Regions from separate parts of the Homo sapiens genome. Here region 1 is linked to region 2. Evidence: chromatin loops called from intact Hi-C (ENCODE). Cell type or tissue: heart right ventricle. All regions are shown on one strand. Each heading gives the region's core, and the rest is flanking DNA. Links, peaks and the distances in the headings are about the cores only.

The links. A loop is a pair of places that touch in the nucleus more often than their neighbours do. Peaks named below come from ENCODE experiments on the same cell type or tissue, not always from the same donor. Only the 100,000 strongest peaks of a DNase experiment are listed, where the experiment ranks them.
Region 1: a loop joins it to region 2, with 8 times the contacts of the local background. A loop is called at or near these places in 3 of 110 quality-filtered maps.

Annotation. Positions count from the first base shown.
Region 1 is chr2:55,960,358-55,973,220 of GRCh38, forward strand. MIR217HG (MIR217 host gene) reads right to left here. Exons shown (of 3, transcript NR_126406.1): 3 at 3,049-3,525. The region is part of intron 3 of LOC105374690 (a long non-coding RNA gene); the gene reads left to right. Among named protein-coding and RNA genes, the nearest start is that of MIR217, 16 kb to the right of the region's middle. In heart right ventricle, for the core only: no CTCF peak of the experiment used is centred there; a DNase peak (open chromatin) is centred at 6,291; H3K27ac peaks cover 1,855 bases.
Region 2 is chr2:55,901,898-55,914,760 of GRCh38, forward strand. The region is part of intron 5 of EFEMP1 (EGF containing fibulin extracellular matrix protein 1); the gene reads right to left. Among named protein-coding and RNA genes, the nearest start is that of EFEMP1, 15 kb to the right of the region's middle. In heart right ventricle, for the core only: no CTCF peak of the experiment used is centred there; no DNase peak of the experiment used is centred there.

The DNA.
Region 1 (12,863 bases), core at 2,046-10,045, 58 kb after region 2:
ATGCTTCAATTTTTGTGAATTTACCATGTTGCTGCATTATTGAGCTCCTCTGATGTGTCAGGCACTATTGTAAGATTTGAAGACATGGCAATAAACAAAATAGAAAAAATTCTGTCTTCGTCATAGGGCTTTTATTCTAGTTGGGGAGGGGTTATTTGTGAAGGAGACTAACAAAAACCAAGTAAAATATAAAGTATGTCAAATGTTGATAAGAGAAAAAATACAACAGGGAATGAGGACAGGATATGTGGGGATTGGGGGGACAGGGGTTGCAATTTTAAATAAGATGGTTAAGGGAAAGGCTTCACGGTAAATGTGAAGGAAATACATCGCTATGTACATCTTCAAAATCTACAAACATCAATAGTAAATTTCCAAACTACTTATATATAATTACTAGTGAAAAAACAAAAAAAATTAATGGGTATATACACACAGCCACACCTACACACAGATGCATGCACATATATACATATAAAATCTAGCACTTACTTTTCAAATTAACTCCCCACTCTTTATGCACCTAACAGATGAACTAAGTTTGAATTTATGTTTTTGTGCAACTATAAGAATATGGAATGTAGCTATTACTAATCTCTGCTTTTTTATTTGCAGACCTCCCACCGTTTAGCTCAGTGATAAAATTCCACAATAAATTTTGACTTGAAAGATTTTAGGATATCATGAAAATGGGAATGACGAATGAAGGCTGAGATGAGGCAAATATTTGGCAAATCCCGTGAAGCACTTAGAGCAAGCTTTATTAAGTGTGGTGGAATCAGATAATCATTACTGTTTTTATTTTTATCTGGGGTCAAACTTAATTAAAATAAAACATTTTCTGTGGGTTTTCTAATTAGCCTAACAATTTATTGGTCTCCAAAGATCTTTGTAGATGGTAACTTTGGCACAGAGTTCTAAAGCAGAGGACTCTGTAGATCTGGAAAGAAGTTGGAAAATAATTTCTTTAAAAACAAAACAAAAACCGTCCCAGGAAACACCATGAGAGAATGTTTTGTGACATATTGGGAATTCAGTTGAAAGGTATTATTAGGGAGTCTATGGCAAGCTGAGTCCCCAAATGCCCAGTTGATCGTAGTTCAGAACCCCAAAGACCTAGCAGGAAATGTTGTAGCTGCCCTCTTGTGGTCAAATGGAAAGTTTTGCCTCTTTGTCTTAATACTCATAAGAAACAATGATACATTTTTTCCCTGGAGTTATTCATTTAATAATCTAAGAGTAATGAAACATTTAACATTTTCAGATGGGCTCAAAAAAAAACACCTTCCCCCCAAAGCAAGATTCAGCAGATCAGTCAATACATATGTTTTAGTGGAACAAAACTCCTGGCTATTGGTAAATTATAATAAAATTGTGGTCCCTTCCACCACACCCCAAGTAAAGTCATCTGAGGCTTTTAAAGGAAATACCTAAGTCTACAAATACTTTCTGGTGGAGTTGGTGGGGGCTAACTGCAGAGGAATATGGAGGAAATAATATCGGGAAGTGCTTTGGTGCTTGTCAGCTGGGTGATCAAGGCTCAGTCACTTCACCCAAGAGCTTAGACTTTAGTTTTCTCACATGTAAAATGGGACTGTTCAAAGGCAACTTCTAATACCACTTTTAGCTCTGAAACGCTATAAATATGTGACCAGATGGACAAAACAAACGGCTTTTTGGTCTCTGGGATTTCTTTCCTTTCTGTCCGTGTGGCTTTATGATTAGTGAACCAAAAAGTTGTGAGGGGAATTGCGTGATGAAGCCTTTGAAAATTGCAGGGCTACAGGGAGATTAGTAGAACTGCCCCCAATGGTCTTGTGAGAATTTTTCAGTTTATTCATACAAGTATTGAATTTATTAAGTATCAACTATGTACTATGCATTATTCTTGGTGCTAGTACTACAAAATAAGTATAGAGGAGAATCCTTGTCTTTAAAGTGTTTGTAGTTTGAAAAAATTAAAATTCAATCATTTCTACGTAGCCTTACACAGTTTGCTTATATGTTCATATGGTTCTGGAAATATTAAGGGGAACTTACCTTAACTTTGTCTCCAAAGAGCTTTCAGGTGGGATCATCTTGAAGCTTAGCAAAACTCCCAGTGAACTTTGGCAAGAGCTGGGTCTGGACTCAAAACTCTGAGTTCAGGAGAAGTGTGCCCTTTGGTGAAGCTTCCAATGAAAGAGGTGTCTGACTATGCCCTGGTCATTCTGAAAACTGCTCTTCCATGGGCCATTTTTTAACATAAAAGGAAATCCTACTAAGTCCTATATCTTTTTGGAAAATGCCTTTTCTGTGTTCTGCTTTTACATTCATAACATACTATGAAATAGCTAATTTAACAAGATTGTGTTTTAAATGATTTATGAATTTATTCAAAATTTTTACTTTATCAGGCTAAGATTGTTTTCTTGGATTTGTTTATTCCTCAAGTCCTTGTGCATGTTCTGATGTCTAAAGTAGAGAAATAATCTTAAATTTGGCAACACTAATTGTTTTGGATGTGAGAAAACTTAAGCTATACATTATTAAAATGAAAGTTGATTTATGTTATTAGTTATACATATATACACATGTGTGCTATGATTAGGTTACAGGAGCTTGACAAAATTGATTATTCTAGATTACAAGAAGTTCTGGGAGGACCTCTTGATGACACAGATTTTTTTTCCCTGTTGCCTTGGTATTTTCGGAATATCTTACACATCATCTACTATATGTGGCTTTGTTGTAAGTTAGAGTTTGGTTAGATAGAACATTTGAACTCGATTCAACTTGGCAATGTGAAGAGCCTGGAGTCCAGTGATTCGTCTTAGGGAGGTGTTTGGGGAATAACAAAATATTTCAGAATCATTAAGGGTATTCCAACAGGGAATTTGGGAGTGGTTGAGATGCTTTGTGTGCTTCTAAGAAGGCAGGATGGGAGAGATTAGAAGAGGAAAATGGTTTTAAAATTTCACTCACAGATTTGTAAATATAGTCAGCATTGCTGCAGGTCCATAACACAATAAAATGATTACAAATTGGTAAAAAGATGATGGCTCTTTCTGGTCTCAGTTTAATGAAACTGAGATGTTAAAACAAAAAACAATTTACATGTTACAAAGGTAAGGTTATTAATGTGTGATATTAGAGCTCTTCCCTGGCCAAAACTCTGAAGACTTTTAGATGAAGCCTTTTAAATAAGTTTGTGATACCATTTTGATACAAATGGCGACACCACAGATCACTTCTTTATACAGATTTTCATGTAGAGATGCTCTGAGGAAGGTGCTGTGAAGTTTTGGAAAGAATAAAGACCTGGGTTCAGAATATGCTGGGTCAGTAATTTGCTGGCTGTGTGGTTGTAGGTAAGTTCTTTAGCCCCAGAATCCACACTTAATAAATTGAAGTGATTCTTCTTCTCTCATAGGCTTGTTCAGAAAAGGCTCCATGTTTTCTTCTTGCCACATCTTTCAGGTTTCTAGGAGAGTTTTGCTACATACCTGTTTTCCAAGATCATGTCAATCATTAAGGCCTAAAGAGCTAAAAAAAAAAAAGAGAGAGAAAAAAATATTGTTTGGGTTAAGTAGTACATGAAAATTTAAACTCCCTCTTTTAGCTATGCCAAAGAGGAACACATTTAACATTGAAGGCAAAAGAGTCTTTGCTCCATGGACTGTAAGGAAACTTGCATTTTCAGGTTTTTATTTAGGTGTGGAGATATGGAAAAGAGCAGGAGTTTACAATTTCTGCACATAGGGCTCAAAGGCTTATCCAGGCATTTTCTGCGTGGTTGTGTTTGAACCTGGTTGTTGATTGCTTTTCACGCAGACCTCTTTCCTACGTTCATTTTTTTCCTTCATTTAATTCAAACATTTTAACCATTGGGTGCACGTTATTGAACACGATTCTTGTGTCTTTACGGTTTAGCATCATTACCTAATTCTGGACGACAAGCTCAAATGTATGTGCAGGTCAAAAGTGAAGCCGGCCCTGTAATACGACTGTGAGTACTGGAGACTGGTGAACTGGGGACCTCAGTCCAGACAGCAGCCACCAGTCAAAGGCTTGTTGCCACATCAGTATGTGAGCTGCCTAGTGCCAGATCTTCCAACTTTTTTGAGAGCAGTCAGAAATATAGACTTGATTTTTAAAACACTGTGCAAATCAAACAGAGCTCATTGTCTGAGGACTGCTTGTTTTGTGTACTTGAGTTCCAGATACAGTTAGCACCTCTCTCACTATCTGTTTCCTAATAATGTGATAGTTAAGAGCTAGATAAACTGGGATCAAATCATAGCCGCATCACATACATTCTAACTGTGTGACTTCAGAAAGTTACCTGCTATCTCATTTATGAAGTAGAGATGATAATAGCTCTTATCTTATTGGGTTTTAGGGAAGACTTATATGAGCTGAAATACAGATGTGCTTAGAATAGTGCCTGGGATGTAGTAGGTGCTACTGAAGTGTTTAATATTGTTAGAGTCTCTTTTATATCATCTCACTAAGAGGCCACACTCCTCTTCTTGTGAGGTCTGGGAAGAGAGAAGGAAGAAGAAGGGAAACTACCCTTTATTGAGTATCTCCTGTTTGCCAGGAATTATGCCATGTGCTTTGTATAACATTTCCTCATTTAATCCTCATGTAGAGTCTTGAGTTAGATGTCATTTGCATTTTATAGTAGAGAGAACTGAGGCTCAATGAGATTCAGTGACTTGTCCAAGGCAGAAAAGGGATTTAGACTTAAGTAGATCTGATTCCAAACAGATCATTTTACTAGAAAGCTTACCACTCTTGATCCAGGGAGAGCTGTGAATTTGATGTTTGCTAGGAAATTGCCTTCTAAATGAATCCACTTGGTGTTATGAGAAAAACTTAGGACTGTAATGTTTCCTCCCCACCACCCACCCCCCAAACTGGGAAGGTATCAGGAGACCAAAATGTTTTGGACAAGTCCAGCTTGGTGAGTAGATGGGTTTATTAAGACTTACTTACAGAGCACTCCTGGGCAGCAGCAGGACAGCTCTAGAGATTCATCCCACTTCCCATCTCTCATTTAAGCTAATTATTTGGCTCTTTGCCTACTGTGCCTGTGTGATGGGACTGTTTTCCTTGGTATGTTTGTGTTCTCAGAGACACCTGCTCCTCGGCTGGGCACGACAGCCTTAGCTCACCACCTGGCCTTTAAGGTTCAGGCAGTGGACATATACCCTTAAGTAACCTGGTAGGGGACCCATCACACTACACTTGGAGCCAGATTAACTAGGGAGAGCTTTGCTCCTCATTAACCTACTGTCCCTGCTGGGCAAGCATCAGCTCCCTGAGGGGAGGGATAGGGTCCTTTTCTATCTGAAGCTCCCAACATATTCAGTGAACTCAAATGCTACAAAGATATGAAAGAGGGACTCAAAGTAGGCTCTCACAGTTTTGGAGAGTCTGGACATAGCATGCAATGATAGGTCTGGCCAGGCCAAGTATTAGCCTTTAATTCCTGCACTAAAAGCCCCTCAAATATTACAACACTTGTGCCTCCCTTTATAACAGTGTTCTTTATGGTATCAATTAATACAATCAGAGTAGATGGGAGGTGTGAAGGTGTGTGTGAAGGGAAGGAGGAAGGGAGCCAGAAAAGAAAGAAAGTGGGAAGCGTGTCTGTAGAGATAAGGAGAGCAGGGCTGTGAAAGGCAAAAGTCATTGGACAAACTTCCTGTCAGCTCCACAAAGTAATTTCAGCTTAGATGAACTTCCCAAATCAGGACAGAATCAAGAAGCACACGCAACAGTTTCCTTGGAAAGCCCTTTTCACCTCATTGGGCTCTGCTGAAAACAGCTTTTGTTTTTGGTAGGTGGAATAAAAGAGTATGAGAAGCTTACTCAGAATATCTATCTGCTGTTATAAATCACACAAAGTTTTTCCCAGTTAGGGCTTAAGTCACATCCATCTACAACTCTGAAGCAGAAAAACATGTGAGTCTTTCTGCTGGCCGGTGAAATGTTTTCAAAGGATTTTAATTCTTCTCCCATCTGAGAAGTTTGAACACACAACTTTCTAGTTTTTGCTTCATTGACTCAAATGTGTTGGGAGTCAGTGGAATTACCAGTCATGAACTAAATGATTAATAGGTCTGTTTTTAAGAATCAAGTGGAAAACAAATAGAGAAACGAGAACTACAGTTCCCACTCTGTCACTTTATCACTTTGCTCTCTGTCTCCCAGGAGACTGAGGGACAGTCAAGGCCACTGAGTCACCACCTTGCTGTTCCCTTTCAGTCTCTCCAGATGGAGTGCCAAGGCTGCAAAGGCTGCGCCGCCCCATCCCGGGGGTCAGGCAGGCTCACAGATGGACCTTTGGAAGTAATCCAGATGCAGAGCAACACTGAGCCCATCCATCCAGAGCCAAGTGTCAGTGTCTGAATCAATGTTCAGCAAGAGCTCTTTAATAAGCTTAATATCTAGAGTCCTGTACTTCCTGGCTGAAGGAGCTCTGGCAAGTTACTTACCCTCCCTGATTCTCATTTTCCTCATCTGTGAAATGGGAATAATCCCAAAAGCTACCTCACATGTGTGTGATGATTAAATGAGTTTTACCACGTGTAAAAAGGCTTTGTGCACATGTTCATTAATACTGTAAATATTAGTATAATGTTTTAGAGGTTTATTGATCACAAGAGCAGGTGACTATATTTGCACTGGAAATAACCCTTTTCAAAGTGCTTTTATTTTGCGAATGATTTTAAAAGGCACTTGGTGTGAGATCAGATACCTTCATTTACCACTCCAAAAATTAGAAATAGAAATCTCCATTTTATTATAAGCAGATTTTTATTCCTTTGTGTAAATTATCAAGATTGTATAAAGGGATATAATATGGTCTTGTTCCTTGGAGGGAGAAAATGGTGTAATTATACAGCGAAAACATGTAGATAAAGCAATGATCAATTAGATGGATTAAACATGATTAAAAACAGTCAAAGAGGGATAAAATTATTTTTTTTCTTTTTAAAAGAGGTAACTTTGTTCCATACTTACTGTTTCCGTATACTGGATTGTTTCTCATTTACACTAAATGGAACACAAAATTGTCCGGCCCAAATAAAAGTTTCACAAAGCTTGGTTTCTAGTTTGAACCAAAGGTGTTTCTTGGTTAGTATTAAGCAGCGTTATGAATTCTCAGGGATTATCCTTGGACATTTCCCTGTATCACATTTTTATAGGTAGGAGAACTGATCGGAATTACAGCAGCAAAGCAGAATTCAGAACTGGGCTCTGCAATCACAGATCTTCCCTTTGTAAAGCTGGGATGGAAGAAGTATAGTATAGCAGAAAGCCACAGGCTTTAGAACCAAACAGACCTGTATATGAATTCTGGATATACCACTTATTATCGAGTTTTGAAAGTACTAGTTATTTTAATAAATTTATAGAACAAACGAGTGGTTCTCAAAATTTATCATGGATCAGATTTACCTAGAAGGTATGTTAACACACAGATTGTGGACACCACCATAGAGTTCCTGATTAGGTAGGTCTGCTGTTTGGTCCCAAAATGTGCATTTCTAATTAGCTCCCAGGTAATGATGGGGGCCTCACTTTGATAAGCACTAGGATAAATTTTATGCAGTATGTTACGCTTAGATGGTAGGTTGTGAATAGCTGGTTAAGTATTTGGGGCTAGAGTTTCCATATCTACAACTCGGAAGAATAATGGGAAAAACTTGATTTCCCATAGAGAATAGAGATGTTGTATAGATACACCTGACACTTAGTGGGCAGTCAATAAATAGTAGATATTTTTCTCTTAGAGTCTGATACTCTTGGGTTCAAGTTCAAACTCTGCTGATTGCCAACAGAGTGAGCTGTTGTGAACTCCTTGTTCTCTTGAAACATCATTTATTTGTAAAGTGGATGCTATTAACTTAACTGTTCCTCCCTGACTCTCCCTGACAATTCATGAGTGGAAGCCCTAAAGCCTACTGTATTGGTATTTTGAAATGAGGCCTTTAGGAGATAATTGGGGTTAAATGAAGTCATGAGGATGGGGACCTCATGATGGGATTAGTGCCCTTATCAGAAGAAACACCTGAGAGCTCTGTCACTCTCCCTTTCGCCCTATCTCTCTCCGTACCACCCCCACCCCTCCACCATGTGAGGACACAGCGAGGAGGTGGTCGTTTGCAAGCCGGGAAGAGAACCCTTACCAGGAACCAAATCAGCTGGCACCTTGATCTCATACTTTCTGGCTTCCAAAACCATGAGAAATAAATTTCTGTTGTTTAAGCCACTCAGTCTATGGTATTTTTTTATGGCAATTCTAGCTGACTAATACAGTGGAGATAATTCTACCCTGTAAATTATGGATATAATGAGATGCTGTGCATACAGCACTCAGAACAGAACTGGCTACTTGTAGTGATGGTAGCTAATGAGTGTTAGTGTTGTTATTTAATAAGAACAATCGCCACTCTGTCGTTTCTTCCAATTTCTTTGCAGGATTTCTCCTCATGTAAACTTTGCTAAGTACTTTCCAAATATGATGGTCAACTATTGTGGGGCATGTGGATGAGATAAGAAGCGAGGGCTAATTTAAATCATTGCCTTTCAACTTTGTTGCTACAAATTAATTTCTGTCTCAGCATCTCATCTCAGGACCTCCCCATATTTATATAAGAACAAAATGGTATCAAACATTTTTATGTGTTCAGCCTATTCAATAGAGTAAGCCATCTTGTGTGGCTCATTTTTGTGACATTCCATTTTTCAGAGCACATTGGTCAGTTGTCTCCTGGGTGGTATCTTGCACATGTGTTTCCCATTAAAGTAGCAACTAAAGAGTGGCAACTGTGAATCTTTTCTGGCTGGTGTTCATGTTCCTTTTTCTTCTGTAATTAGCTTGGGGTGGACGTTTTTGGAGGAAGGGAGGGGGAGGCTTATTTATGAATTGAAAATTGGACTTGATACATGTGACACTGGGTTATATTGCTATGATGAAATTTTCTCCTAGTTCTCTCTGACTAAAATCTCTTCATGTATAAGTAGCTTCCTCAAGGCCTTATGCTTCTACGATGTTAAGCACCTAATTTTGTTTTAAAAATCACATTAAAATATGAAAGACTTAATTGAAGCTTTAAAAGTAAAAAGAAAGAAATGAAGTCAAATGCCTCTGATTATTTTAAGAACAATATTTTATCATGGTGAATAACTATCGGAATCCCCTCAACACAAGTAAACAAGCTGTCGGGGGTCATTTAATAGTTTTTATATTTTTACTTATCAAAAAGACATTATGTATAGCCACTCTGTAAAAAGTCTGGCAATTTCTTATAGACATACGTGTAGCATGTGACCCAGCAATCCCACTTCTAGGTATTTACCCAAGAGAATGAAAAGTTATGTTCACAACATAACTCATACATAAATGTTTACAGCAGCTCTATTTGTAATTGTTAAAAACTGAAAATAACTACGTGTCCTCCAAAGGGTGAATGGATAAACAAACTGTGGTATATCCATATAACAGAGTATCACCTAGCAATAAAAAGGAACAGATTATTGAGACATGGAGCAACTTAGATGAATCTCAAAGGCATTTTGCTGAGTGAAAAGTTACATGACAAAAGTTATGTGACATTCTTGACAAGACAAAACTATAGTGACAGAGGACAGACCAGTGGTTTGCTAGTGCTTAAAGTAGGAGAGGGACTGTAAAGTAGTAATAATGTTAGGCAATTTTGGGGGTGCTAGAATTATTACCCTGACTGCAGTGTTGGTTCCATGAATCTATACATGTAGTAAGATTCACAAAACTATACACCAAAATAAGTCAATTTTACTGTGTTAATTTAAAAAATAATTTATGACTTCAGGGTGAATAGAGAAAGACATTATGTCTCTTTCAGTAATTTGATGACATCCCAGTATGGTAGGCAGTGAGGTTTTAAATGTGTGTTGAGTTGAATCTATTATGGAATTTCTGTGCAGGTTGGAAATGTCAGGAAGACATTTATTTTTGCTTGCTGTGCATAATGAAGGAATGAAGGAAGGATGGGTTCAATTTTACCTATGGTTTCACATATAACAACCAGAAATCATAGGATAATATAATGAGTTAACAATACTCATAAATTTCTTTTTGAAATCTCTAAACCTCATCACTTATTAACTTTCTGATCTCCACTGCATTTCAGAAATGAATTGCATCTGAATTCTGAGTCTGAGATGCCCGAGATGGGAAGTGGTTGGGTCAAAAGTGGGAGTTCACCTTCCTTTATACAGCACATCAGCTCTTCATATCCTACCATCTGAAACTAATTTGTTGTACGTAATTTATTCCATAAAGTTGCTGGAATAAACAATGCATGCAAAGCTCCTTAGATATGTATTCAGCAGGGACTTACTTGGCTGTCTGTGATTTTCAGCTCTCTCAGTGCTTTCAGATGTACCATCCAGCACTTAGGATGTCATGTGGGTTCTCAGAGGGCCTATTATTTATAAACTAGGGTACTTGTGTGGGAGGTTTGCTATCTGTAATTGACATGACATGGGCCATGGTCCCCATTCCCAAGTTGTTCCTCCATCCAGTTCAGTGAGGCAGTAATGGGGAACAGACATGCCCATCCTGTGCCTCTGGTCCAGATGAACACAACAGTATTGGGATTCTTCGGTCAAACGTGTGAGAAATTACATTGTGGTTTGTCATTTGCCTCCCAGGAAATGAAATGCACCTCAGATGGTGCATTTTCCACTGTGGAAATTAGTTGCTGGGTGTAGCCCAGCTTTACTTCTGCGATGTGGATGCAAACACATTTTATAAAGTTCCTCAAATGCTTCCACCTCTCATCCTTAATGCTGTGAGCTTTGCTGAGTGATGGCATGATATAGAGAATAAGACACAGTTGTCCTCACAGCCCTCACAAATTTCTTTACAGTCCTTCCAACGCAGCACCCCGAAACTACACATTCCAAATTTCATTTTGCCTCTTTCAAAGAGGGGCTACACTAGAGTCAGTATGGGCCGCTTCTAGTGTTCTTTCTCTCAAAAATCCAAATTTTCATTTTGTGCCTATAATTAAGTCAAAGCAGCATGCTTAAATATTTCCCTTCTGAATCCTATTCCATCATTGTCACTTTAAGATAGAAAATACAGATAATTACAGAATATTTTAGAATAGTTGTCAGTTCTACACCTATCCTCTTGAGTTTCTCCTTGTAGCAAAAGAATTGTCCCCTCTGCAGGAATCATACTTGAAGGGCTCATACTTGAACTTTGGTACATGGTTTTCTCTTGCCTTATATTCTTGGAGGCCAGAAGTCCTTATGTTATTGAGAAATATTTTGTGAGCTTCTTCTATGTACCAGGAACTGTTCTAAGTACTGAAGAAATAAGACAAAGTCACAGGCTTTGTGGAGTGGGGGAAGAAAGGGGATAGACAAGGAAATAAAAAGATAATTTCAGAGCCTGTGAAATACTGGGAAGGAAATAAAATATGCAGCAAGATAATGATTGTAGGGATGGAGACAGTGCATTGTTTTAGATGACAGGTGGTCATGGAAGGCTACTTTGAAGAGATCATATTTGAGCTGAGTCTAGAAACAAACCAATGCAAAGATTGAGGAAAGAACATTATAGAGGAGGAGGCTGTTTATCCATCAGGCAATACAGGCAGTTTTCATGTTTGAGGGGTGGAGGTAGAAATTGCCTCTTTCACTATTATACCTAAGAATCATCATAACAATAAATACCTAATAATAATAATAAACAATTAATTAGCCATTCCCTCTCCTTAAAACCTTGGGATGGGTGGGTTTGGAGATCCTGTTGTCTAAGAGAGGATGACTTCTGCCAGGGAACATACGTCACAATTCTGTTAAATTGGGGGCTGCTGTAGTCCCTGCTTCTGTAGCTGGTCATATGTCCTATGTTGATAATCATTATGTTAATTCTGTGTTCCACCTATTCCATGTTCCCTTGCCCTCTGCCAGAACTTTGGCTGGTCAGAATTTTTTACTTGGTGGGGTTAATCGAACCTTATGCCTATGGGATACAAATTCTTAGTGATCTTATCTTTATTCGGTTACCATAATTTCCCACTGATCAGTATTTTTGGGCATAGGACTACTGAAGTGTGTACCACGAAATCCCTGGCTCCCAGACACAGTCTTCCTTGCCCCTACTATGTGCTGCAGCAACCTGATTTACCCTTGGTAACTGAGGTCAATGGCCTTGCCCAGTACACCTTGCCTGCTAGTGGTATTAGGAGCCCCAAGGAGTCTCAGCTTCCAATTGAACAGAACAATGTTTGGATATTAACTGTTTTCTTTCCTTCCCTTTTTCTGCTACTTCATATGAAAGGCACCGGTGGTGACTAACTTCATTTGCTGTGAAGAGATTTCTTTGATGAGAAGCAGTGCTATGTGGGATACCATGAGGGTGGATAAGGCATTCTGTAAGATGGTAGTTTTGATGGAAGCAATGCAGGCAGAGGAGGAAAATCCAGATCCAGAGTAAGTGATAACTGCAGTAAGGACCAAACACTGCTCATTCCATGAAGAAAGAGGTCCAGTGTAACCAACCTGCTACCAGGTAGCTGGCTGATTACTCGGGGAAAGGTGTCATATCGGGGAATCGGTGTTGGTCTCTGCTGGCAGATTGGGCACTTAGTAGTGACCACGGTTGGCTTGCCCTTGGGAAGTAGAAACCCTTGTTGCTGGGCCCGTGCATACCCCCATACTGCCATCATGGTCACTTTGTTCATGAGCCCACGGGGTGATGACAGGGGTGTTTGGGGAAAGAGGCTGACTGGTATCTGTAGAACAGGTCATCTTATCCACTTGATTATCAAAATCCTCTTCTGCTGAGGTCACCCTTTGATGAGCATTCA
Region 2 (12,863 bases), core at 2,244-10,243:
GCCATGTTGTGAGATGCTCTATGGAGAAGTGTATGTGGCAAGGAATTGAAGGTGGAAGAATTTATGAGAAACAGAGGCAGGAAGTCAATCCTGCCAGCAACCACTAGTATTTGAGCTAGGGAGTGGATCTTTTCCAGTCGAGCTTTGAATGAGCTGCAGCCTTGTCAGAGACCCAAAGTCAGAGGACCCAGCTAAGCCACAACTTGATTCCTGACCCAGAGAAAAGGTGAGGTAATAAATGTTTGTTGTTTTAAGTCACTAAGCATTGGAGTAATTTGTTATGCAGTAACAGATTAACTAGCACATAGACTTCCTTATGGTTCATATGTGATGGAAAATAATACGTAAACTCAGGCAAGACTCATGGCTTTGGTTGTAAGCATGGTTTGAGTTGGAGGCTGAAAGAAATTCCAAAAGGTGAAATGAACTAATTCAGACTTTAAACAGATAGTTCTTTGCCGAAAGGCACTCGTCTCCAGTGAAGATGGGAAACCTTAATTCAAGAATCAAGAACATAACAAAGGGCTGGTCACATTTAGTGCTGGCACCTTTACATTTTACATGGGGTTATATTAATATATGCAAAAAGTTTATTTCCTGCGCACCAAAATAAAAATAACTCCTTTCCAAGCTAGGATTGAAATGAAGTCTGGGGCTGTGGCATGAACCACAATACCGTAATTACCCATGTCAGTGCCTGGGGAAAAGACTGCAGTGATCTAGCTTTTAAAGCTTCAGTGATTTGGTGCAGACTTTTAGCAAACAACTAGTAGTAGGTGTGAACTGTTTTGTCAATAAAGATTCAGGTGATTAGAACCAGCTGGTTTTTTGCTTCTGAGTCATTAATTCTATTATAATCACAGAATGCACCTGCATTCTTCCCAAGGTGGATTTTGACTTGCCTCGGTATGTTTTCCTGATAAAAATGCCATCCAAAAGGCAAAAATGAACTATCAATGGAAACAGCTTAAATGCCAGGCATATATCAATCAAGAACCATATCATCACCATACATCCACAAGGCTTACAGCCTAGACAAAGTGCACTCATTTTCTCTCTGTCTCTTTCTCTTTCCTGTTCTTTGTAAATAATTTCAAGTAAGAGCTGAAAGGACAACTCTTAATTTTAATAGCTGAGAAAACTATCCAGCAAGATAAACTGATTTAATAAAGTCAGCAAGTCATTTAGGGGAAGACCCAAATGGGAACTTTTGTCTCTTGCTTAGTTTCATGGGGTTTCCACCACCCTTTGCTGCCAAAGACTACTTTCTGGAATCCTCTTGAGCATTCAAGCATAAAAACATTCCACTACAGGAGAAAATTCTATTAATTAGTAAGAGAGGGAAATATCTGTGATTTATAGCTATAGCTGTTACAATGTAATTTGTATTGGAGAAACAGTATCTAACCAAAGGAGAAAAATGTATTTTTGAAAAGTAACCACATGCAAATTTGACTCTATCCAGATTATACCCCATTTGCTGCTGCAGAAAGTAGAAGATGAAGAATCCATTAGACATATCAGTTTCTTGGTAGGAAGGATACTGTCAGCTACTGGAAGACAGGTTCTGCATACATCAACAAAACCAGGGAGCTTGTTAGAAATGTATAATGTCATGCCTTAACCCAGACCTACCCAGAATCAGAATTTTCATTTTAACAGGATCCCCAGGGAACTGATATGTTCATTAATATTTGAGAAGCACTAATCTATAATGCATAACACACAGGAGATTCTAAAAAACATATTAAACAATTGAATCCCAAATCTAAAGACTTCTTTAGCCAATTTTATAAAAACAGCAAAACCAATTTATTAGGTGTCACCTTTTCTATTTTCCTTCATCAGTCTTTTGAGGGACATATGCATTTATACAAATATATATGCATGTATACATATATATGTATACATACATATATGAGTGGACAGTTGGTAATTACAATATCTTATGAGATACTTTAGGAGAATCTACTTTTGATTGGTATAGTCTTGTGATTGCTCATTGTCCTCAACTCCCTTGTCTTGCTCTCTTTCTCCCTCCCAGTTACATTCCACAACTTTTTTTCTGCCTGTCATTTCTCTTACAGGGGGTCCTGTCTTTCAGGGTAAGAAGCAGCGCCTGGAAGATAAAGGTATGGCTCAGTTGTTTGCTCCGTTTTTGCTTTTTCTCCACAAATGTATGTTTGAATATAGTCCTGGCCCCTACCCTAGCAGGTACTCCCTGAATTTTTGCTTTTTCCTTAGAAGACTGATTTTCATACTTGAGTGCTGTGTGGTGGTGGTAGGTGGTGCTAGAGGGTGAGTGTCACTGAAACTTGAGATTTGCAGAAGATCCAGGAAGTACCATCAATAGCTTGAGTTTTTCATGATAATAGCATGCAGTATATATTTTTTAAATTGACCAATAGGCAAGCAACACCAAGTCATGAATTTTCAGCAATTGCTGTTACCCAGTTGTGATCTTTGTGGTTAAGAGTTTGTGATGGTTAATTTTATGTGTCAACTTGACTGGGCTAAGGGATGCCTAGATAGCTGTTAAAATATTATTTCTGAGTGTGTCTGTGATGGTGTTTCCAGAATAGACAGCATTTGAATTGACTGAGTAAAGCAGATGGCCCTCACCAAAGCAGGTGGATGTAATCTAGTCCATTGAAAGCCCAAATAGAACAAAGAGTCAGAGGAAGGATTAATTTTCTTTTTCTCTTCTTGAGAGGGGACATCCATCTTCTCCTGCCCTTAAGAAAGGAGCATTGGAGCTACTCCTGGTTCTCAGATTTTTTGGACTCTGGGACTTACACTAGCAGTTCCCATCTCCCACACCCTTTTTAGCCCTTTAGACTTAGACCAAATTACACCACTGGCTTTCCTTGTTTTCCAGCTTGTAGACAGCAGATGATGAGACTTCTTGGCTTCCATAATCACATGAGAAATTCTCACAGTAAATCTCTCTCCCTCTTTTTCTCTGCATGTATCCTATTGGGTCTGTTTTCCTGGAGAACCTTGACTAAATACAGAGGTTCACCTAACTGTGACAGAGAAATTATTTCTTCTCTTCTAAGGGATAGTGGCTTTTTTTTTTTTCTTTTTCTTTTTTTTTTTTTTTTGCTGAGCAACAGCTTTGGCATAACAATAATATATTACCTATTAGAATAATTACAAAACTTAGGATCTCCAACTGCAAAGGCTTGGTATGAATTTGAACCTGCACTGATTCTTCTTTTCCTATCTTCTCAGCCTATCAAGATTTACACTGAAAAATAAACAGGTCTGTTGCTTGCAGTTAGTTTTATCCACTTCTCAGGACTTTTACTCAATTTTTTGAAGCTATGGAGAAAATGAAAAATACCATTCACATTTTTAAATAATTAGTGTAATCTTCTTTATTAAGGTCTTCCTGATTTTCTCTTGTCACTATAAACTTTTCCTTTAATCTGAAACCAGAAACTATGTATTTTACTAAGAAAATTTCATAGTAAGTTCATAATACTTTTGGTAATGTGTAAAGTCTGCCTGTTCCTGACTTTGATACTGTAAACAGATTTTCCAATAATTCTTTTTTGTGTGTGTGTGACAGAGTTTCGCTCTTGTTGCCCAGGCTGGAGTACAATGGTGCAATCTCGGCTCACTGCAACCTCCACCTCCCGGCTTCAAGCGATTCTCCTGTCTCAGCCTCCTGAGTAGCTGGGGACTACAGCCGCATGCCACCACCCCTGGCTAATTTTTGTATTTTTAGTAGAGACAGGGTTTCATCGTGTTGGTCAGGCTGGTCTGGAACTCCCGACCTCAGGTGATCTGTCTGCCTCAGCCTCCCAAAGTGCTGGGATTACAGGTGTGAGCCACCGCGCCCAGCCTGATTTTCCAATAATTCTTTAAAGCTCTATTAGAATCCTAATACTGTTTGTAGCCAAGTTTTTACAATGAAATTAGATAGTATAAGCTCTTTTTCTAACAGACTGACATTCTAATAGTCCATTTGGTGTATTAACCTTCTGTGATAGGTTGGTTTACTGGAAACTAATGCTCTGGCATGCTTACACAATCCATTTTTCTGCTTAAACTGAAAAATCAATGAAAATATTTTTCAGTTTACTTAGAGTTGAGCTCTAATTTACAATAGTTTTGCTATTTAACATTTTTTTGAATGAGCTGTTCACTAATCTTTCCTGTTCTACAGAACTATTATTATCTGCTTAAATTGCACGACAATTAAATTTCCTTCTTCCATTTAGTTTCTTTTTACCATTAGCTTACCCCCCACCCTGACCCACGACAATCACTGAAGGAGGGAGGTCATATGATTGAAGTTCAGAACAAAGCCCTGCATCTTTTTTTTTTTTTTTTTTTTTAGACGGAGTCTCGTTCTGTCACCCAGACTAGAGTGCAGTGTGTGATCTTGGCTCACTGCAACCTCTGCTTCCCAGGTTCAAACAATTCTCCTGCCTCAGCCTCCCAAGTAGCTGGGATTACAGGCATGTGCCATCACGCCCAGCTAATTTTTGTATTTTTAGTAGGGACGGGGTTTCACCATGTTGGCCAGGCTAGTCTCGAACTCCTGACCTCAAGTGATCTGCCTGCCTCGGCCTCCCAAAGTGCTGGGATTACAAGCTTGAGTCACCATGCCCAGCCAAAACCCTTCATCTTTACCAGCTTGTATGGGAGGACTTTTTTTTCTGGCTCCCTCCCTGGATTAAGATTCTTCTGATATTCCAGGACATGAACTGTTTTAACAAAAGGTGCCCACAGCTTTTACTGCAAAGTTTAATTCATAATGAATGACTGGAATTTTCTGCCTTGCTTGTTGAGTGGAGTTCTATTTCAGACTACTTCCTGACTATATAATTTACCAAAGTCTGAAGAATGAAAAAGCTTGGAGATTCAGTTCAGTCCCAGATAAGTCATTTTTGAATCCACCTTAAACGATAGTTCATCAAAAATGTCAATTTTGCCAAAAATTAAGTTGTTCAATATAAAATAGTGGGTCAGGATGAAATCCAGGCAAATCTCTGAGAAAGATTAGTAATGAAATGATCATCTTGCTGCAGAAGTATATGATGACAAAGCCTCAGAGGTTATACCTCAGCACCTTCACTTCTTTTTTGTCAACACTTTCTATTTAATCCATCTAACACAATTCTTTGTTCAGCAAAAAGTGTAGTTAACTGTCCAGGGTGTCCTGTTCTCTTGTGATAGGTAAACACATGTATTCAGAAAGCAGTTTCCAGTGTTAATGTTACAGGAATAATGAGAGGAAACCTCTCTCTGCATTCAGTCATTTCAGAAGCATCATCAACTATGATCAGTTTCATTTTGGTACATGGTACCTTCCTACTGAAAATAATGTGTGCACATGTTTGTACATATGCATGTGTATAGGCATGTACTTGAATAGGTATCTGTATGTGTGCACATGTGTGGGCATAAATAGTTAGAATAAACTAGGCAAGAAAAGGGGTATTTAGCCTACGTAGGCAGGTTTCTAAAGTGTCTTTTAGTTATTTCTCTTGGGATATACTTTTCTTTTTTAGAAGTGGAATCTTTTGATATCACACATTTACAAATTGTAAAAATACGATTCTGAGGATTAAACAGCAAACTCTGAAAAACAGACTTACACTGCCCTTTGTCATTCTGGTATATTAGAAAATATTGGGATATATAAGTTTTCAGAAAATAGTAAAAATGTTAATTTAATGGCATGCTGGTGTGAATGTATGTACAAGAGGAGGGCTTTGCTGCAAAATATTTCACAAGGGAAATCTAACATCATCATTGAATAAAAATTCTTCCCTAACCCGGGTTGTGACAGACTTGGTCTGCAAGGTGGGCAGTGAGTTGGACCCCATGAGTTGTTTCCCACTTTGGATTGTGTTCTGTGGCTTCACTCAAGGGAGTAGGATTGGATTCCTTGCAACACACAAGGCTGTTTAGAGTGAAAACTTATTTCACCACCTTCCCCACAACGATTTAACTACATGCAGTTCCAGCTCCTGTCATGATTCTCATTTTAACTAGGCACACATAAAAGCACATGCAGTTTTTATGGCTGTCTTGGATTCCCTTCCCTACGTCACTCTTATTTCACCTACAGTTCAAGTCTCAGCTAGTTAACAGTTCTCAATGGGCTCTCAGTAAGCTCTGTTCTTTCTTCCTGGGTTCCTGAGAGCTATGACTTTTTCTTCTCACTTATCTAGCTCCCCCGAGCTTCTCTACTTTGGGACAAGATCAGAAAACTCTTCTTTTAAATCACCTGTACACAACTAAGTGACTTTCTTGGATTCTAAAAACAAATTTGAGAAGGATAATTTCTAGCCAGGGAAATGTCCAAGGTAAGATGGACTGCTCAGAGTCCTTCTCCCTTGATCTTATTTTACAGAAGTTCATCAAAAGCCTTGAGTTTCTTCGCAGTATCAGAGAGCTCACATCAATGTTTTCTACCCTTACAGAAAGACAATTACAGCATGATCTCACTTAAATGTACAATCTGAAAAAGTCAAACTCATAGAAGTAGAGGGAAAAATGTGGTTACCAGAGGCTGAGGGTGAGAATGGGGGGAGATGGGGAGACGTTAATCAAAGGGTACAAAGTTTCAGTTAAACAGGAAGATTTTGAAATCTGTTGCATAGCATAGTGACTATAGTTAATAATAATATGGTGTATATTTCAAAACTGCTAAGCAAGTAGATTTTAAATATTCACACTGCAAAAAAACAAGTGAAGTAATGGTTATGTTAATTAGCTTGATTTAATCATCCCATAGTGTATACATATATCAAAACATCACATTGCACCCCATAAATATGTATATTTTTCAATTAAAAATAAAATTATAAAAACAAAAATATTTTTCAGGCTTATGATTATCTGACCTCAAGTATCATAAATATTAACACTTTCCCAACCAAAGTGTATTTTCATTATTCACCATGAGATTTCTGAAAAAGGATGTATTTGATACAGAAATGCATTCCCTGGTTAAATGGCTTATTGGAAAATAAAAAAGAATTCTAGTGTTCCCAATTACTAGTCTTCCTCTAGGAATAACACCAACCTGTTTAGTCACTAATATTTATGGAAAACCTAGTAATCCAGGATATAAAGAATAGGTTTTATGAATCCTTCTTTCAAGTAGCATAAGCTTAAAACGGGGACAAGGTATCTGAGACCTCCATGTTAAAAGGGACAGGACAGTCTCTTTTAATAATTACTGATGGACCACACTAATATTGTATAACATTTATAGTTGGGAAATATACCTTATATACACATGGTACTTGGTAGCTTATTTTCAAGGATGGTTTAAGTCTGAGTTCTCCTATGATTAAAATCTATTCATTTATACAAACAACATATACTAATTGCCTATTCAATAATAAGTAAAACAGAATGCAGTTCTGGAATATGTTTAGACAGAGCTAAATGAATTCATTAGCATTTTGGTGGAGTTACGGAGGATGGAACCAGTCATAGATGTTTGCTCTGCAAAGTGGTTCATCAATTGTTCTTTCTGATTTGGTTTTCTTCCCCACCTTATCTTGCTAGCATTCCAATCAGAAACACACTGTTTCTGGGGACCTCTCCTGGGAAATCATTCTAGGACAGATGGAATGTGGACATGATACAATGCTTCTCACTTGTTCTGTGCAGTTACAGTATGATTATTTCCTCTGATATTTGGATGCTAATTTCCTTGTCAGATTTCCCAATGTCCCCTCATCATTCTCTCCCAAATGCCCCATTCCAGCGAGGAAACAGACTTTTGTCCTTAACCACATTTCTGAGAACACGTTTTCTTTTTCTGTCCAAATATGTATTTTAGTTAATTGTGGTGCTACCTGTGTCACATACTAGTTTTACATCTACTTTTGGCAATTCATTATGTACTTCCAGTGATGTCTCATGTTACTTTATTGAACTGTTGTTTGTTTCTTTTATTATTTGATAACTCATGGGACAATTATTACAAATTCCCTAAAGACTATGAGCATTCCTTCCTTCTACCTTGACTCTATTAAGCTACAGCAGAAAGTGGTTCTCAAATTTGACTGAATTCACTGAACTCTAATGGAATGGTTTTATGTTCCATTTGATCAATTTCACTTGCAATACTGCCTAGTTACCCTGGATGGGATAGATGTACAATCATTTGAAAGGTAGTTGAACTTTTAGAATTTGACTTAGTGCAAATCTCAAGCTTTTTAGTCTATTTAGTACACATTTATATACATTGATTAGCTGTTTCTTCTTTTAATCTGTAGTTATGCTAACAGCTCAGCATTCAGCCTTCCTTTCATGTCATTTATTCACTTCATTTTTATTAAATGTTTACAAATCATTTCAGTTTAAACTACAAACCTGCAATTCTTTTTAAATTTTTGCAATGACAGCATTTTCTTTTGCCAATATTTGAAATGCAGTTTTCTTGATCAGTTTTATTTTGAGTGTGCGATTTGCAATTACCTCCTGGAAAAAGCAACATGCTAATGAATTTCAGATGCGGTGTGAATTACTTATTTGTACATTCATGTAAAATCAAACACATTGGGAAAATTTTTGTTTACTCTTTGGTTTCAAAGAATAAAATTGTGCCAGCAATTCAACACGTGCAAAGGCAATCCTTACAAAAGGGGCAACTTGTTGATTTCAGGGAATATAGCTTGAGACTTCCTGCTGGATAAATAAATAATGAGCCAGTACCAGTGCACTTTCCTGAAGTTACCCGGGCTTGCAATTCTACTCTAATCTCCTTCTTGCTTCAATGGGGAGGAGGAAATTCATTCCACAGATTAAGTGTTAACTAGTCTTAAAAAGAATCTCCTCGTCTTTGATGGGAAGTAAATTTCTTATAAAGTTTAAATTGAAAGAAGATGCTTATGTGAATATTCTTCAAATATCTGATATTTACAGAGTCTAAATGGAAAGAGATGGTTAGCTGTGCATCTGATATTGAAAGGATCTCATATCACTTTGGTGACTGAAGGATACTTTACAGTCAAAGTCAGAGTCAATCTCCTTCTCTTTTGTGGTTCTACACAAACCGAACCGCTACAGCATTGCCTCATCTCACAAGTTTGTGCCATGAACTTAAGGAGGAGCCCTATAGAAGATATAGGTATCACTTAGCATCAGTCATTGCCATAGCCAGAATAAAAATTAGAGTCTCACCTACTGACAATTTAAGAATAGTTATATGATTGCATATTTGTAGGTTTCATAGAGATGTGTATCCTGTTTTCTTGTTAATATGTCCTTTTTTCCTTTAGATTGCATACATCATGTCCTTGGTTCAGGGATACAGTCTTAATCAGGACTCATGGCCACCCATGTTTAGGAATCGGAGTATTGGTGATGACAGTAAGAAGAGTGAGAAAAGTAAAATAGAAATACTAACTTACCCTAGAGGCAGAATGTATATTTTTGATGTTTTCTTTTCACTGCTTCCCATATCCCATGTGAAGTATTCTGACCCTGCCCTCTGATTTATATAGCAGAAGTTAAGATTAAGTTAAGGCATTGGTTCTCAGACTTGAGTAGGCGTCCATATTATGGGATTGTTAAAACAATATATAGTTATATGTTATATAACTATATGTAGTTATATTGTTATAACAATATATTTAATTGTCTTATTATAACAATATATGTTATATAATATATTGTTAAAACAGTATAATCCCAGAACCAGATTGCTGGTGCTGGCCCCAGAGTTTCTGATTCAGTCAGTCTGGGGTGGGACCTGGGAAATTTGCATTTCTAATAAGTTACCTGATGATGCTTGATGCATCTGGTCTAGGGACTACACTTTGAGACCCACTGAATTAGGGAGGTGTGTAGCACAGTCCTGCTGCAGGAGAGTGATCATACTGACCTCTTCTATCCTTCCACCTCTAACGGTTGTCATTCAATTTTTATGAAGCAATTTTAAGAACACTTTCTGACTGTGTATGAATCAGATACCTATAAATACTGCTCACAAATGTGTATTGAAAATGACATAAATTGACTAGAAATTTAATGGCTGCAGCATATTGAAAAGTAAATTATGAAACAATGCTAGATTTTTTTTAGGAGTAAATCAATTACTTCCATACACTGCATCGGCTTATTTGAAAAATAATTTTCTCCCCTGTAAACTCAACTCTTATCCATTTATATAACTTAAGAGAATTTTCAGGTACTTGAGATAATTAACAACTAAAAACAATGAAGAACTGTAAGGAGGCTAAATGCCCATTTTTCTTACTGCTTAAAGTACTTTTTTTTAAGGTTAACATCATAATTTACTCAATTATAGTCTTCCTTTTGCAAAATATCTATTTTCTGAGATCACAGGTCTTCACTGGGCTGTATAATTATATGGAAGAAAAATTAGGCATTTCCTCACAAAACTAACCCATGCAGCCAGCGACCCTAATGACATTAATGAGAATCAACAAAAGGGCAGTGTTTGAAAGCTGTTTGGTAATGACAATGCCAGGTATCTAAGCCACTTGGTTACACTATGATTTTCTAATTCTCTTCTGGATATAAGATCACTTAAGTTTAAAATGAAAGAAGTCAAAGAAAGATATCCCTAGCATCTGAGAAGCTGTATATGTTACTTCAAGTTCCTCTTTGCAAAGGTAGATGTACAGATAATAACTTCTTCCTTTTTCAAAAGAGTAGTTTAGTTACCCTTATGTTTATAAAGAAATATGTAGAATATAAATGGATGATGCCTAAGACTATAGAGGTTTTTAAATTTGAACCCTATGTACACTGTAATTTGTTCCTTTAGACTTTACAGGAGGCAAATATGTATTTTTTAGTGTTCTAATCACTCCTGTATCACATGTAATAATGACAAAATAAAATGATTGAAAATATAGCTGAAAGTTGGAAAAAATAAAAATTTTAGCAAACTGAAAAATTTATAGGTGAAACATAGTATTTAATTTGGCTGTGTGGTGAAATTTTTTCTAGGTGGGAATGTGAAAAGATTGCTAACTTTCCCATGGTATGACACATATGACACATAACTAAGTGTGCAGGTTCTAATGTCCAGGCATCCTACACATAAAACATCTAAAACAATGTAGAAACTTGCTCATTGGCACACTGGCAAATGGGATCCCGACAACTGCAAAGAAAGACTCTGTCCAACTACTTAAAAATCAATGCAGTTTGTCTTTTGAAAGTACAAAACAAATTGTAAAAATAGTCTCACTGGACAAGCAATGCCTCAACCTGAAAAAATGGCTCTAACGTTAGGACTTCTTCACTCTTGTCTGTGAGGTGCAGGCGATTTGGCTGTGTGGGTATGCTAGGGGCTCAACCATCCTATTTGCCTGGGACAAAGGCATTTCCAGGAACATGGAGCTTTTGGTTTTGAAACTGGACAGTCCTGGTAGACAGAGATGGTGGAAACCCTAGGGTATGTTTTTTTCATATTTCTCAATGATACTTTATACAACATAAGCCAGGTACTGTACTCGATTTGGTTTTACAATCAACTTTATTGGACATTCGTACTGAGTTCATTTCTCGATGGCACAGTTTCTTTACCAAGTTAGTAGTCATGCCTGTAAGTCCTGACAGGGTTTATTAGTGGCTTAATTACCAGGTATGCAAAATGCCATGTGTTTTAATTTTTTTAAAGTTCAATTAAACAAACAAGTTTCTTCAATTAGGGCAATCAATGCTTTCTCTTTCTTGTCAGTTCCCAAATGACTTTTTTTTTTTAATACAGGAATGGAAGTCTTAGAAAGTTATATATGATTTTAAAAAATCCTTTCTCAACTTCATCTAGTGATTTCTAACTCCATCTCCTTTAGAAAGATTATATAGAGACTATTGCCAGGTACAGTGGCTCAGGCCTGTAACACCAGCACTTTGGGAGGCTGAGGTGGGCACATCATCTGAGGTCAGGAGCTCGAGACCAGCCTGGCCAACATGGTGAAACCCCATCTCTACTAAAAATACAAAAATTAGCAGGGTGTGGTGGTGCACGCCTGTAGTCACAGCTACTCGGGAGGCTGAGGCACAAGAATTGCTTAAACCCAGAAGGTGGAAGTTGCAGTGAGCCAAGATAGCACCTCTGCACTCCAGCCTGGGTGACAGCGTGAGACTCTGTCTCAAAAAAAAAGGAGAAAGAGACTATGCAATAAAGGTGTAGAAAACTAAAGTGAGCCATCAACAGATTATAATATATTCCCCATTCATTCAACTTCTTTTTGGTGTAGATGAGTATCTGTTGTCTTTGAGGCAGATGATATCTAATGGAAACAATTAATTTCGAAAACTCTATCTATACATGGCCCCAGGTATGTAACACTGAAATGATCTTCATTTTATAGATGCCAAGAATAATGTCAGTCATGGGAAACTCCCAGCGTTACTGGCTCCCACAGCATGATCCTCATTTAGCAAAAAATTACCTGAAAAAAACCTGCTCACTGTGACCTGATCTTTGAATGTTATGTTGTATTTCAAACTCCTTGTTTTTGTACAAAACTGAAAACACCCCCAAAAATACATGAAGGGGAATAAACATATCATGTTTTCATTAAACAGTTAAATGGACAGCTATTTAAAGGATATATTTATAAAATAGTGTACATTTAAAATATCTAGTGGTATTATTTAAATTATTTAGAAGCCATCTGTGACTGGTATAGTGCATTCAAAGGCACAATTGATTTGAAGACTGAAACACAGTACAGATTTCAGTTCTTACATTTAAAATGTCCTGAGTTTTAGGTTATATAATGATAAACTATACCTGCTAAAAAATATACATAGAAAAAAGAAATAATTTTTATGCAAATAAGACTCATCTGTAAGATTCATTTATTCTATCCAGTAGACCATAGGAAATGTGTCTGGAT